Linked DNA regions of Homo sapiens: region 1 is linked to region 2. Evidence: chromatin contacts called from ENCODE Hi-C data. All regions are on one chromosome and are shown on one strand. The core of a region is the stretch at or near the end of the contact, and the rest is flanking DNA. Distances in the headings are between cores, read along the strand shown. Region 1 overlaps CACNB2 (calcium voltage-gated channel auxiliary subunit beta 2). Region 2 has its middle 27 kb from the start of SLC39A12.

Region 1 (7,564 bases), core at 688-3,187, 240 kb after region 2:
TGATCACTTATATACTGAACGTATAATTTCTATATTTATCTTTTATGTAAATTATGATGTTATAAGATTTATTTAAACAGTTTTCTTCAAGAAGCTGGTTAGTGGCGAACGCCTGGACTTGGAAGCCAGGCTACATGAGTCTGAATTCTGGCTTTGCTATTTATTAGTTGGCCTTTGGACAAGTAACTGAATCTTTCTGTACAGCAGCTTTTTCCTCTGGAAAAAAAATGCTTACCTCAAAATTAGGTGTAAGGATTACATGAGTTATCACTTGTAATTTGTTTAGAACCATACGTAATATGCATTATTTAAGGGTTTATTACTATTATTTGTAAATATTACTGCCTATTTGTAACATTAGTTAAAACCCGAATAAGAAATAGACTATGGAGAGGGAAATAATAGTGTTCATTAAATGCTTACTTTAAGTTCTGTCTCCCCGTTTCACAGATGAGAAATGGAGGCTCAGAGGTGAAGTGACTTTTCCACAGTCACGTCAAATGTAAGGTTGGAGTCAAAATCTGAGTCTAAGTGATTGACTCCAGATTCTTGTCCTTATTGGTTATGCTATACTTCCTTGTAGCTAAAGGAAATGAATAAATTATAATAACAATTTCATTCTTTCATCTAAGGAAGACATGCAGAAAAATTCCTACGACAAATACATAGAAAGATAAAAGTTAGTCTTCTACTTTTAACTTCCTTCTGTACCGGAAAGTGAGAATGTCTTCAGCGTTGTAAATTTTCACTAGGCATCATGATTTTTTTTTAGATCGGCATAATTCCCTTCTCTCATGAAAAGTTCCTCAGATTCCTAGTTTGTGATACTGTTTGGCATCCTCCAGCACTCTTGCTGGTCATGAAAAGTGGAACTGGAATTGGAGGAGCATTTATTTTTTTCCTTTCTCCCACAAAAGTCATAGGAACATAAACTTTTTGGAATTCTGAAAGTCCTTTTTGAAAAGAAAAATAAACAGAAATGAAATCAAGTATGAATCACCTGTTTTGAGGTTTGGCGGAGGCTGATGTGGGCCCATGAATCACTCCTGTTGTGAATCTGGGTAAAGTTAGGCATATTTATGGCACCTAGTTTTACAGTAACCTCATTTAGAAATTGCTTTCCAGTTCATAAGGGCTTTTGCTTTGTAAATTGTCATAATTTTAATTTATTACGGAGAACAAAGTGTTAAACATAACCTCTAGGCACTGTTATTAGAATGAATGAATATTATTTTCAAATTGTTTATGTGCTATAAGAGATTCAATACATAAAGCTATAGTTATCTTGGACTTGTTATTAAGATTATTGCAGCTATTGAGGTTGTCTTCAATTCCCGTAGAAACTCTTTGGCTATGGGTTGAGAACAGATACATGAATGAAAAAATTTCATTTATCATTGTAATAAACCTGGAAAAGCTATAATTCTTAATCTTTTGTATTTAGTACTTTGCACAAATTTATAGCCTATTAAGTGAATTAGTTTTTCATATCACTTCTTTTCTCCTAACTTCATCAAAAGAAAGGAAAAAAAAATCTCTAAGTTTAGTTGTCTTAGAAGTTTATTTTAGAGCCAAAATCTAAACAGATAAATTAACTTACTGGAAGAAAAATAGGTGGGGAAGAGTAACAAGTCCTGCTTGGCATGGATGGGTAGAACATTTGTGCTGTTCTTTTCAAGAGATTGTGCAAGAATTGCTAAGTGTATAAATTCTTTGATGCTGCCAAGGTCAGGGAAAAATATGTACATCTGCAAATAAGTACTGGTTATCAAAGTTAAAGCAGCTTTGATGAGGGGGGAGGTAGAGGAGGCAGTGTTAGTAACTGCCACTGCTTATTTAGTGTAGTTCTGTTCTCTCTCATTCTCTCTCTTCCTCCCTCCCTCCCTGTTTTGTCTTCTTTTTCTTTTTTGAAAATGTCTTCATTTTCTTAAAGACATGTGTTCTCCTTGGCTACATTTATGTACCTGGCAGCATTCCAAAGTTGAACACCAAATGCTAAGAGGATGACTGCCAGCTTTGCTTTATTTTTATGATTCCACAGCATGGCCATTTTCATTGAAAGTACATTGTCATCTGAGCTTTCTACTCTATGCTCCTGCCGCGTATAGCCCGGACTCGCGAACTGTTTACACTGATTTTTTTCCATAGGTTGCTGCGTTGCACACTTGTGTCCTTTGTGCAGAAAGTTGAGCTTTAGGAATCCACAACTGTTTTTGGGATTTTCAAGCGCCATTGTTCTTTGGGGTTAACGGGGAAGAACTTTGCAACTGATCAGGGATTTTGCTCACCAACATATGCTGTGGTTGTAACGAAATTATCCTGTAGCTTCTAACAGCTTCTAGAATACAAATCAGGATGACAAAATGGAATGAACCAAATATTTAACAGAAGGTTGCATGACACTTTCAGAACATGGTATTCTAAACAAATTCCGTCGTCTCTCAGTACCTTGTTCTTGGTGCTGCATTTTTGGATCTTTTATATTAGTTCAAATTGGCTTTAAATGCAAATGATTAATCACAGAGGCACACAGTCTATTTTTTAGTTTTGTTTTGCAAAGACAGATTAAACTGCGATAATGATTACAGACTCCAGGCCTGCGTAGACTGATATGTTTAAGGTTGGATAAATCTTTCAGCCCTTAAATACTGGCCTGTTGCCTTGTTATGCTGTATGCGTCACAAACACACTATAAATAATAATTCAGTAGATTTATTGCCACTGTGATTTCCTGTAAATTTCTTTTTATCTTATTATGGAGTCACTTAGATTTTGTGAATGGCAGAGTCTGTTTGGTGTCCTAAGAACTCATCTTAAAGATATCAGTATAAAAATATTGACCTTTTTAAATAAAGAAGTCCCTTGTTTTTTCTGTAGGATAAGCCTGTATACTATTAAAACATTTTACTTTTTTCTTTTTAGGAGATATAGGTACTTTAGAAAGTATTAAAACAAAATTTAGATTTTGCACTTCAACATATAATTAATTTTAACATGTCTCGTTGAACATAATTTTGGGGAGAACAAGGGTTTGATTATAGAAAAAATCTTCCTCATTCATATATTATTTTTAGGTATTTGGAACACTTTATAAACTAGGCTTGATTAAGTGCTCCAGTTATTAAAATAATTTTGTGGATTGAGATTTTTTTATGTTTGCGTATATACTTTTCTATGAAGATACATCATTTTAAAACCAAGAATTCTTTCTGTAGTTACTTTTATTTTCTTCAACTCTCAGATATGCTTTGAATTACACTTTCCACCGATACCTCATTTTCTTCCATTTTTATTCATCTTCTGTTTGGTTAAACCATATAAAGTCTTAGAAGTCACGCAAACTGAATTAACCTTACTAGATTGGTTGAAAGTTTATCTTGATTATCTAATATAAAGTAACTAGCATAACTAGGAAAATAGAATTTCCTTAAATTCTGAATTTATAAAAAGCATGTGTTTCAGATGAATCATAAACTTTTAGGAGTACTACTGAAGATTACTTACTTAGCTTAAAGTTAGTTATTCTTGTGTCTCAGGTCTTCCCAGGCATGGCATCTAAGGTGGTGGTCTGGTATGATCAAAGAATACTTCCCTCTTCCCTATTCTGTCACTTATAGATGTAAATATAGTCAGTTCCTTTCTCTCTTGTTTTGTTTCTGGAATCTTCACATTTGATGATTATCACATGCTGGAGAAGTCATTTTTGAGGGTTCAGTATTGAGACATAATCTCAAAAATATTTGCTATGGCTTAGTTCATTAAGTAAGTTTTCCAATTTTTGTCTCATCTTTAGTCCGCAATTGTGACCAAGCATGTGTGTCTGTTACAAAGACCTGAGTTGGTGAAAAAGGAATGGTGTCTCCCCCTACCCGCCTCAGAGCTGATCATGCTCCCATTCACCATGTATTTATTGCAGTTGGAGGATAAAGAAGAGGGGAAAACAGGAAGATAATCCAAGAAGGATGGAAGAAGCTCTGTAGAGTCTTCCATTAATTCATATTTAGGAAAATGTAGTAAAAGTTCTTCAGGAAGTCCCTGTCCCCTGCCATTGCCTTGGCCATCTGTGTTATCCTTCCAAAACTGTCATCAGGTTCTAGAAAATTATTTTGGCTTCAAGCCTGACATCTCCATTAATATTTTCTTATATCCTTAGTATCTGTAGAAAAGTGCCAGCCTCCATTTCTTCTTTTGCATAGAGTATGGGGATCGTGTGATTGTTTAGACTTCTGTCAAGGTTACTTTGCCCTGACCATACTTTCTCCTCTTCCTGTCTCAGAGTCTGAACACTATGACCCTACCAGCTTTTCCTTCTTGGAAAGCACATCTCTGAGCCAGGGGTCTTCTTTCTCTTGTAGGTGTAACCTTAAAGTTTAGTCCTATTCATGACCCCCATTCTCATTGCCATGGAAAGATTTGTTGATTTCTTGGTGGTCCAGGTGCCGCATCTGAAAGTTGGAACATGGCAAATCTCTTTTTTTTTTTTTATAACAACTGCCCCTTCCCACCAAAACAAACAAGCAAATTTGAGGCCCAGGCAGGTGAATCACCTGTGGTCAGTAATTCAAGACCAGCCTGGCCAACATGCTGAAACCCTGTCTCTACTAAAAATATTTTTTAAAAATTAGCCGGGCATGGTGGTGGGCACCTGTAATCCCAGCTACTGGGGAGGGTGAGGCATGAGAATCACTTGAACCTGGAAGGCAAACATTCCAGTGAGCCAAGATCACACCACTGCACTCCAGCCTGGGTGACGGAGTGAGACTCCTTCTCAGAAATAAAATAATAAAATAAAATGTAAAAAATAATACAATAGATGAATTGTATTAATTTCATGACAGCCATGAATAGACACATGCATTTGTACATATATGTGTGTCAGTACGTGTTCTGTAACTTTTAGGTTTTCCTTTTATTCTTTTCTCTCTCATATTTAAAAACAAGGCTATATTTTACAATGTAATTATATACCTAAGTCAGTATCCTTCACAGTATGCTAAGATTATTTAGAAGTAATTTTATACTTCCATTTCTCATAGCACATTACCTCATCTATTGAGTTCTTGAAGTTATTACTTTAAGCTTATAGAAATTTAACACCTAAAAGCATGAGAAATAAAGAGCCTCACTTAATGTTTCTCTCTGATAATTATAAGGAGAGCTGAAGCAAGGAGAAAACCCACATGGTAAGCCAGAATGCCCTGCTGTGGAATTATTACTTGTCAGGAAAAAAAAAAATCGAGGATCTGATGTCATCTCTGGCTGATTTGTTCAATGACGCGTACTCGTTCACCAATGTGTGGATCGTACTGAAGAACATTGTTTACTCTTTTCAAGGTCTGATTTCCAGTCATGCTGCTTTCTGAACAGAATGTGTTTAAGGAGTAAAGTCTAGAAATCTCTAGGAAATATTTCTCTGTCAATTAGATTATTATTAACATCAGGGATCTGAACACGTGCATTTTGAAACCAATTCCCAGTGGATTCTCTATGACCTGGAAGAGCTCAAGGGGTCAGACTGGGTCATAAAAACCTTAGGTAAGAACCAGCTCCTAGGGAATTAGTAAACCAAGGCATGACTTACTTACATAACATCAGCCATTCGTGAACCTGGAGGAAGTATGTGTTCATAGAGGTGCAAAAGAAAGCCCTGTGTGAGCCGAGAGGAAGTGATGTGTTACTCTGAATAGTGAGCATAGATAGTTTTTGCACACTGATCGCAACATTGATGTAAAACAGTGGGGATGCACAATGTGTTTCTGGGATGGTAAATACCGGTAGGCTCAGATTCTGGGTTCATGGAGAAATGGATAGAAGAGATCGATGGATGGGTGCATGGAGTTTGGAAGCTTACAAGGGCACCAGGCCATGAAGGACCTCCAAGACAGGATATATATGAAGCAGTGTGCCGGAGGGGATGAAAGGCTTACAGCATACACAGAGGTCGAAGAGTTGGAAAATCAAGCATCGTAAAGGAATCATTTGATAAAAGGTGGTAAAATAGTGGACGCATGCTGACCATGTGCTAGCTACTCTAGTGAGTACTTTATTTGATCATTTGCACAACTCAGTGAGATGGATGATGTTAGTATCCCCGTTTAACAGATGATGAATGAAGACCTTGACAGATTAATTAATTGGCCTGAGTATATATCCTTATAAATATGTAGTATTTATTATATCAAATTGGTATTACTCTTGGGAATGTTTACGTGTTTGTTGGGCAACAAGAGACTTTTCAACAACAGTGATACCTGAGATCTGGTAGAAAAGGGGGTGGTGATTCTAGACCCTTAGTGCAAAGCCACTGACCATGACCATGGGCATGAGGCACTAAGTCTTCGCCCCTGAGCCAGGACTTTGGCAATACCTTGGAAGAGGGTTGCATCCCAAGAGCTGAGTTGGCCTCAGGCAGGGCCGCAACACTGACATCAAGAAATCAGGGGGTCATCTGTTTCGTATTGAGCATATATCAAGAAACAGAGGTGTTCAGTTAGTGAACCTACAGAAAGGTTATATAGGTGTTCATTGGACCATTCTTTTGCTTTTTCTACCGGTTTGGAACTTTTCAAAATTAATAGTGTGGTGCAGGAGGAAGTGGTAGAGTGGGTGGGAATGGACAGGGGCTAGGTCAAATAAAGGGCAGGAGTTCTGTGAGAGAGACCAGGACCCCAGAGCAGGGTTATTAAGGTTATGAGGTTGGTGCTTGGTTGACTGTGTAATCTACTGTGGCACGTGGAGAAGCAGTGCTTTCACTCATCCTAAGGCAGAGTGGAATTGTGGGAAGGGGAAGGGAGTTGTTGGAAGATTCCTTAGATGATGTCCTGCCTATCTGCCTCTTCAGAGATGTTTTGAGGGCCAAAGGGCAGGACTAAATCAGAGTTGGGAGGTAGAGGTTGATGCTTTCTATTGGCAAGGTTATTACAGAGTTTTGCAGTTTTAAAAAGATCTTTGTAAACTTTTACGACAGATAAAATACCACCATGTGCAATCACAATGTAAACAGGTTTTCTACTAGATGTCAATTGAAGGTCACAGGGTTTAGAGCTGCAGACAGCTGTTTATCTTAAGTCCCTGTTGTGGCTTTTTCTGTGAACTTATGTAAAGCCCTTTGAACCAGTGCCACTGACTAATAGACGTTTTCCCTTGCGCAGAAGTGGTCATTAGTGGTCATATAAGTTGAAAATCAGCCATTCTCTCTCTGCCTCAGGCCATTTGTTTGTGGGAGAGCAATCGTTGAAAGAAACTAGGTTATTTGGTTACCAAGAGACACTGCCCTTTACCATGAGTAATTACCCTCTTTTGGAAGAAGAATTGGTTAGTGTGTGTTAGACAATTCTGCAGGCAATGGGTCTTTGGGGAGATGTTTACAATATTCCTAGAAAAGAGGCCAAAACAATTTTACTAACATTTTTCATTGTTTCTGGCTCTTGCAATTAATACAAGAAGCATGAACATCCTGAAGCTGTGATCTATAAGGCAAACGAGATAAACTGTATAATAATGATGGTAGATTACACGTAGCCTGATTTCAAACCCAGATGTTTCAGCCCGGACATCTGTGTTT
Region 2 (7,188 bases), core at 1,381-3,880:
AATATTGTTCTTGGTCAAGCCTCAATAGATGTTATAAAAATGTATCAGGGGACTGCTTCCCCTGGTAATTCCACCCAAACTGCTCACAACATACCAGAAACACATACTTTGGTACTAGTATTTCTTTGGTGTTCTGTAAATGTTCTTTATTCGGAAATGCCCCCTGACAGGCACTTTCTTTAAAAGTGACAGTGACATTGGAAAGGCTCCTTGAGTTGGCTGGAGATCCGACTCTTCTGTGGTGCTTTAAAATATTAACACTATTCACGACAGCTCTGCAAGAATAGGTTTTGGCAGTGGTTATTGATCTTGTTCAACTAGCTCTGTGGGAGCTTTCTCCTTGTGGGTGTGATTATAGCTCATGTACACACAGTTGCCTCAGTTTTAAGGAGCTTTACAAAGCTACCATGTTTTTTCCATTGATTTAATTTTTTTTTCTTTAAGTGCAAGAAAATTCAAGACTCTGGGCCTGTCCCTGATTGAGGATTCTAGCAGGAGTTCTCAAACACTGCTGGGCCTAAGAGCCACATGAGAAGCTTATTCTAAAGCTCAGATTCCTCTGGGTCCATGCTTGTGATTCTCATTAAGTAGACCTGGGGTGGAGCCCTGGAATCTGCATTTCAATCAATTTCCCAAAAGATTCTGAGGCACACAGGCCTTAGACTGTGACTTTGAGGAGCGTTCTATTTTGGAATCCTTTTGCATTGAAATTGCATTTCCCCCAAACTGCTTGTTAGAAATCTCACCTAATCCATGAGGTAAAAGCAGTGTAGCTCAAGAGCATAGGAATTAACTAAAGCTGCAGCTTCTCCATGCTTTTGTTAATCAGGAATCACAGATACTAAAATCCACTCCCGCAGTTTTCCCTAAACCCCTAATTCTCTCCCAGTGCACGACTCCTCACATCCCTTTCATAATCACCATTAATGAGTATGTGTGAGTGAAGCTTTGCCTCTCCTATCCAATCTTAGAATATGAACTCCAAGAATCGGATACCATAGGTCAGATATCACGGAGCCCTGGGCAGAACCCTAGGTCTTTGTGAAAAGAACCATCTTTCCAGGGTATGAGTAATAACAGTAAATTGGTTTGAGACAGGAATAATACATGATGATCACAGAATAAAAAGATTGCAGGCAGCAGTTTCACGTGACTAGAGGCTAGGGGCTAAGATCCTGAAAAACCAGTGTGTGAACCAAGCTGACTAAGACAGACTGCACTCAGCATGGCACTGGATTTGACCTAGGTTTCACCTAGGACCTCATTATATGTTCATTAACATACAAATGACATACCCACTAGTACTATGACAGTTCTGAGAATACCCATATTTGATGTAAAAATGGCTGGCACCATAGTTCAGAGAAATCACTTGCTTCCAGGAATTCTCATGAATAGTCCACCCTTTGGTTAAAAAAACCCATAGAAGTAGCAACCCTAAACCCCATTGCGTGACTTTCTTGAGTACACGGATGGAAGTACAGCACTTCCTTTCTGGAGTGTGTACTTTATACTTTGCAGTTAATCTCCATACTTGCACTATTTTCTGAATCCTTGAATTTCTTCTCACGATGGTGTCAAGAGCCTGGACATTGGCTGGAGTTGAGGTCCCACTGGCAACCGGGAACCTCGCCTAGCCCAACAGTATCAGTTTGACCCATGGAGATATCCATCATAAAGTGCCAGTCTCCTTGGGCCAAGGTTTGCTCACCTTCTAAAAGGAAGTTAATGGAAACTTTCTGATACTCCTGACCATCAAAACTAGATAATTCAGCTTTATTCTCTCAAAGTTAGAGGGCAGAAGAAAACACATCCAGTTCTTGGAGGAAAATTGCAATAAATATTTTGAAGAGAGTTCCATCTCTTATTCTCCCTCAATTTTCTGAAAGTCAGAGTAACACTTGGCTATAAAAGTGATAGGGAAACTAAGTGCCTATCATATACCAGGCACAGTGGCATGCAATCAAGTGGGATTTCATGTATTTCCCAAGTGTGTTTTGCTGGCTGCCATGTAAGACCCTAGTGTTAATTCCAAAACTCAGAGGTCCTGGCTCTTGAATGGGTGGGGACAGGAGGTGGATTTAAAGTTTCCAGCAGAGAAGAAGTGTGGGACTGATCGTCTGCTGGAACCAGTTCTCTGAATATGATGGTTTATCTGGCAAGGTTTGATTCCCTCAAGGAAGTTCCAGGCTAAAAGAGGAGCTAAGCTTCTACAGTCTCTGAGCTTTTTGTGTTACTGATCTTGAGTCTTATTAAAAAAAAAAAAAAAAAAAAAAAAACCCTGACTTTATCTGGCCGTGCCAGGCTCCCTTCTGGGCCCTTGCTGCCGTGTGTCAGTACGCTGTAACTAGAGATGGATTATGTAAGAAATGTTTTTGTCAGAAGAGGCTGTTGCAGTATTTTATGTGCCCTGGTGCACAGCACCTCTGCTGTGAGTCCCCTCCCCGTGTGAGTTGCAGCCTCGCTGGATACACCTGCTACTGGTCTCAAGCACCTGTGATTTATTGGTCATGAAGCAGGTACTGGGACTCCTGCTTTTATTATCTGCACGGCCATCCCTCAGCCAGTATAGATGCCCAGGCTAGACTTGCAGAGCATGAAGAAGGAAGCAGAACCAGTTTGGGACCTTCGCCTGAGCAGCTGACTCAACTCCACTGCCAAGCAGCCAGGAATCTGGCACAGTTTCTGAGATGTCTCAGCCAACTGGTATTTCTGAAGCCATAGTTTTCCTCTGAGCTCCCCCTCAACATGGGTATAGTCATTGTGCTTGTTTTGCTTCTTCCTTGTTCTTGTTTAAAAGCCAGTTTTCTTCCTTGAAAGGCAGTGAAATCTCTGGGTTTTCCATGTGGGTAGAGAGGAGCAGGCGGAACAAGCTTAGGGAGGCCAGGCGGTAACAGGTAACCATTTCTTGAAGTTGATCCTCAGAGCATCCAAGCCAGTGGGTTCATTTGGATGATCTTCAGCCAGGCATAGTCCCTGGTGCCAAGCCTCAGGATATCAAAGAACTACTTACAAAATATGTGTTCCTTCATAAGGAAAAGAATGGTTTAGCTCAGAGGGCGTGCCTGCCAATAAATCTCACATAGGTTAAGACACAAACTGAAAAAATGCTCAAGGACCATGAGCCACAGTCACTGGAGAAGCCACAGTCATTCATTCTCCAGCAGTTCCCCTTAACCACCTACCAAAGTCCTTAGATAGCTGCCGTCAACCCGTAGGAACTCACAAAAAGACTATCAAAGTGAAAATGTGTTTCAAGGACTATAGTGGGTGTAACACCTGGGTAGCCAACAACATCTATAATTCATGTGTTTTTCAGCTCTAATTTTGTCTCTTTGACTAATGGAACTTCCATTTCAACTGCATCTAATATTGAAGTATCAAGTTGGAATATTCCGTAAAGAACCAAAACAGAAGACTGATAGTGGCATAACATAAGCTATGAGTTCAAAAGCTATTGCTGGGCCCTAGCTGAGAGCAAGTGGTCAAATACTGTACTCTATTCTTAACAAACCAATTATAACATCATGACTCCTCAAACATTTGATAGATTAGCAAAGACTATCACCCTAGAGGTCCTGGCAGGCTGTTCTGCAGTTAGCACAGAAAGCAGCACTGAATGCATCTGCTCGAGCTTTGGGACCAAAACTATAACCACAGGGATGATCAATGCCATCGCCCGTATAGACTCATACCTAAGACATCAGTGATCACCACCAAGACATGAAGAGTTGAGTCAACAGCATATGTGCCACCTGCTCTGATCAAAGAGCTGAAGGTCACGTTCAGTATCACATAGACACTGCCAAACTTAAAACTTTCAATAAGAAACTTGAGATGTTACTCAGGTTGTTGATGACAGAAAAGTCTGAGGTGGGAGGCCCACTCAGTGCTGTCGTGGCAGAGCTTAGAGATGTTGAAGGTGCCAGGAGCAAACCCAAGGCAGTGCAGATTCCATCAGGCAGTGCCGGCTCCTTGTTACAAAAGCTTCTGAATGGTGCTTGGTAAACACGTTTGCCTTTGGCGACCCTCTTAATTCCCTTGCCATAGTCATCTTTAAAAGCTACAAGTAGGACTATAACCATCAGAGCACTTAATTAGTGACTATATGTAGACAGATTATGAAGGAGTCATTGGAAGGACATTTAGCCAAACAGCTACTTCTGTATTAAGGGTGCCTGAAAGATTTGGGGGCATTTCTCCTTTTTTGGTCTGTAAGTCTAAACCAAATATTGTCTTATGAATTATTTGCAATTTAAGAAAAATGACAGATATTTAATAGACATGAAATTATTTCATTATTACTGAATATTTCCTTCTCTTTTCAAAATTAAAATTATGAAGTTGACCAGAAACAGGAAATAATGCCATCAGTGTAGGTGGTAGGTGATCCTAACCTCAATGTGGACTTGGTCTTTTGGGTCATTTTTCAACCTGATGAAATCTAAAAAGGAAATTCTTGGGCAGTTTGACGTTTTTCTTTCTTTTGATATAATGTGATGTTTATAATCCATTCTAGTTAGAACTCCTGTGAAATGCATGATGAGTAATAGGTTTTGTTTCTGAAAATAGTCATTTAATTAAAAATAAGATCCTAAAAAATGTGCAAATGAATAAATGTAATTTTCATGCTGATGAACCTCATATTTACATCTTTAGCTTTAGATTCTACTTGGAACATCTAACTTGCCTACTTGACTGTTCTCCTTAAACGCGTCATGGGCATCTGAAATTTAACCAGATAGAACACAATATTTTCCCCATGTGGTTACTACTCTGATGGTTTCCACTTAGTGAATGGCAACATTGAATGGCAACTCAGCCACTCAATCTAGAAAACTTGGAGCCCTTCTTGCTTCCTCTTTCCCTCACCCTCCATATATATCACAAAGTGTGTTCAATTCTACTTTTCACTTCTACTTGCCCATGTTTGTCTCTGCCTGGCCACTCCCTAGTGCAGCCGCCATTATTTCTTGCCTGAAATACAACAAACTTCTATTTCCCTACTTTCACTTCCATTACCCTCCAGTCATTCCCCACAATGCACCAAGTGGTCTTCCTAAAATGTGAGTCACACTATATCCCTCTTCAATTTAATACCTTTCAATATCTTCCAACTTCATTTAGAAGAGCCCCCAACCTTCTTACCACATTCTAGAGGACCTGTCTCACCTGCTCCTGGCCTGCCACATGCCTACTTTCTATGCTTTGGCCACACTGGTCCTCCCTCAGCATCTCAAACCAGTTGAGCTCTTACCCCAGGGCCTTTGCCCATGCTGTTTTCACTCTTGGAAACCCTTTTCATCTCTCAGGTCATTTTTCCTAAGGCGGCCTCCTACCCTGTTGTTCAACTCAGCTGCCTGATTATTTTCATCATAACACTGGTCAGAATTCTTTAATTCATTTTTTTTTCTGCTCTGTTCCTTTCCCCTGCAATATAATGTAAATTCCATGAAGGCAAGAGCCAGGTCTAGTTAGGTTAATTAGTGAAACGTCTGGAGCCTTTGACAGTGCCCAGTGCATGATGGTGCTTGATAGTATTTGTCGACTCCACTGAGTCAATGAAAGAATTGGAATAAAAAAGAGGGCTTTAGACAGAATCTAGGAGAGCATTAACATAACCGTTTGAGAGGCAGGAAAAAAACCTTCAAGGAAACCTGGGAGAAGCAGCCAGGGAGGATTCTACAAGAGTTTCCAAAGGCCAAGGAAAGAGTGTCTGCCAAAGGCTGCCCTGTATCAGGTAAGACAGGAGTTGAAAGCTGTCTACTAGATGTAACATTAGAAAAGTCATCGTGACCTTGCCAAAAGCAGTTTCAAGAAGTTTGAAGGAGGCAGACCAAGCAAAAGCAGCTAAAGGGAATGGTTTCAGTATTACCTGAGTACAGAAAAGAAGCTAGGGGAGGGGCAAAGTGTAAGGACCCACAGGTGAGAGGCTGTAATCATTAGAATGTGGCCTCCCTGGGATGGGGGGAGGAGAGCCCAGGGCCCAAATGGAAGAAAGAAGAGACTTCCTTTAGGGTCCCATTCCATGAAACTACTGCCCTGCCCCAATATAATTAAGGCAAATCTCTGGAGGTAAAGTCTGGAGATGGTATTTTTATAAAACATCAGGCTCATCCAATGGCAGCCCATGATTGAAACACTGGTTTAAGTAACCATCTTCCTGGTGGTTGCAGTGTTTTTTTTTTTATTATTGAAACAACTCTTGGGAAGAGAGATTTGGCCTTGTGAGAGAGACAAACTCTGACTTAGGGAAGTGGGCAGATTCACCAGCAGGAAGTGGGAAAGAAGCTGGTAGCTACCTTTACCTCCACCCAGCCAAGCTGCCTGGAGTCCATATACACATTCATTTTGTTGTAATTGTGATAAAATACATATAAAACTTACCATCTCAACCAATTTCACGCACACAGTTCAGTAGTAAGTACATTCACATTTTTGCACAACAGTCACCATGGTCCATCTCCAGAACTCCTGATCTTGCAAACCTGAAACTTCGCACCCATTAAACAACTCGCAATTTCTTCTCCACCCAAGCCCTGGCCACCAACACTGACATGCTACTTTCTGTCTCTATGACTTTGACTACTCTAGGAACCTCATATAAGTGGAATTATATAGTATTTGTCCTCTCATAACTGGCTAGTTTCATTTAGCATAATATCTTCAAGGTCTATCCATGTTCTAGCATATCAGAATTTCCTTCCTTTTTTTTTTTTTTTTTTTGAGACAGAGTTTTGTTCTTATTGCCCAGGCTGGAGTGCAATGGCATGATCTCGATCTCGGCTCACCACAACCTCTGCCTCCTGGATTCAAGCAACTCTCCTGCCTCAGCCTCTGAGTATCTGGGATTATAGGCATGTGCCACCACGCCTGGCTAATTTTTGTATTTTTAGTAGAGACAGGGTTTCTCCATGTTGGTCAGGCTGGTGTCGAACTCCCGACCTTGGGTGATCTGCCTGGGATTACAGGTGTGAGCCACTGCGCCCAGCCTCCTTCCTTTTTAAGACTGAAAACTATTCTATTGTATGAGTAGACAAGTTTCTTTATTTAGTCATCCATTGATGGATATTGGGTTACTTCCACTGTTTGGCTATTGTGAACAATGCTGCTATGAACAGGGTATACAGATAACTCTTTGAGACCCAGCTTTACATTATTTTGGGTATATAGCCCAAAATGGAATTG

What was found. A loop is a pair of places that touch in the nucleus more often than their neighbours do. Pooled maps may share reads with other maps.
Region 1: a map of posterior cingulate gyrus shows a loop between it and region 2 (6-fold over the local background). The contact joins two enhancer-like sites. A Hi-C loop is called at or near these places in 10 of 168 maps with a recorded cell type or tissue (Right ventricle myocardium inferior, ascending aorta, heart left ventricle and 7 more) and 11 of 50 pooled maps.

Annotation. Positions count from the first base shown.
Region 1 is chr10:18,157,159-18,164,722 of GRCh38, forward strand. The region is part of intron 2 of CACNB2 (calcium voltage-gated channel auxiliary subunit beta 2); the gene reads left to right. Among named protein-coding and RNA genes, the nearest start is that of CACNB2, 21 kb to the left of the region's middle. RefSeq lists an enhancer at 4,798-4,967. Within about 2 kb of position 1,938, at least 2 of the 41 ENCODE cell types and tissues checked have a DNase peak (open chromatin) inside an H3K27ac peak, as active enhancers do.
Region 2 is chr10:17,921,306-17,928,493 of GRCh38, forward strand. No RefSeq gene overlaps it. Among named protein-coding and RNA genes, the nearest start is that of SLC39A12, 27 kb to the right of the region's middle. Within about 2 kb of position 2,631, at least 4 of the 41 ENCODE cell types and tissues checked have a DNase peak (open chromatin) inside an H3K27ac peak, as active enhancers do.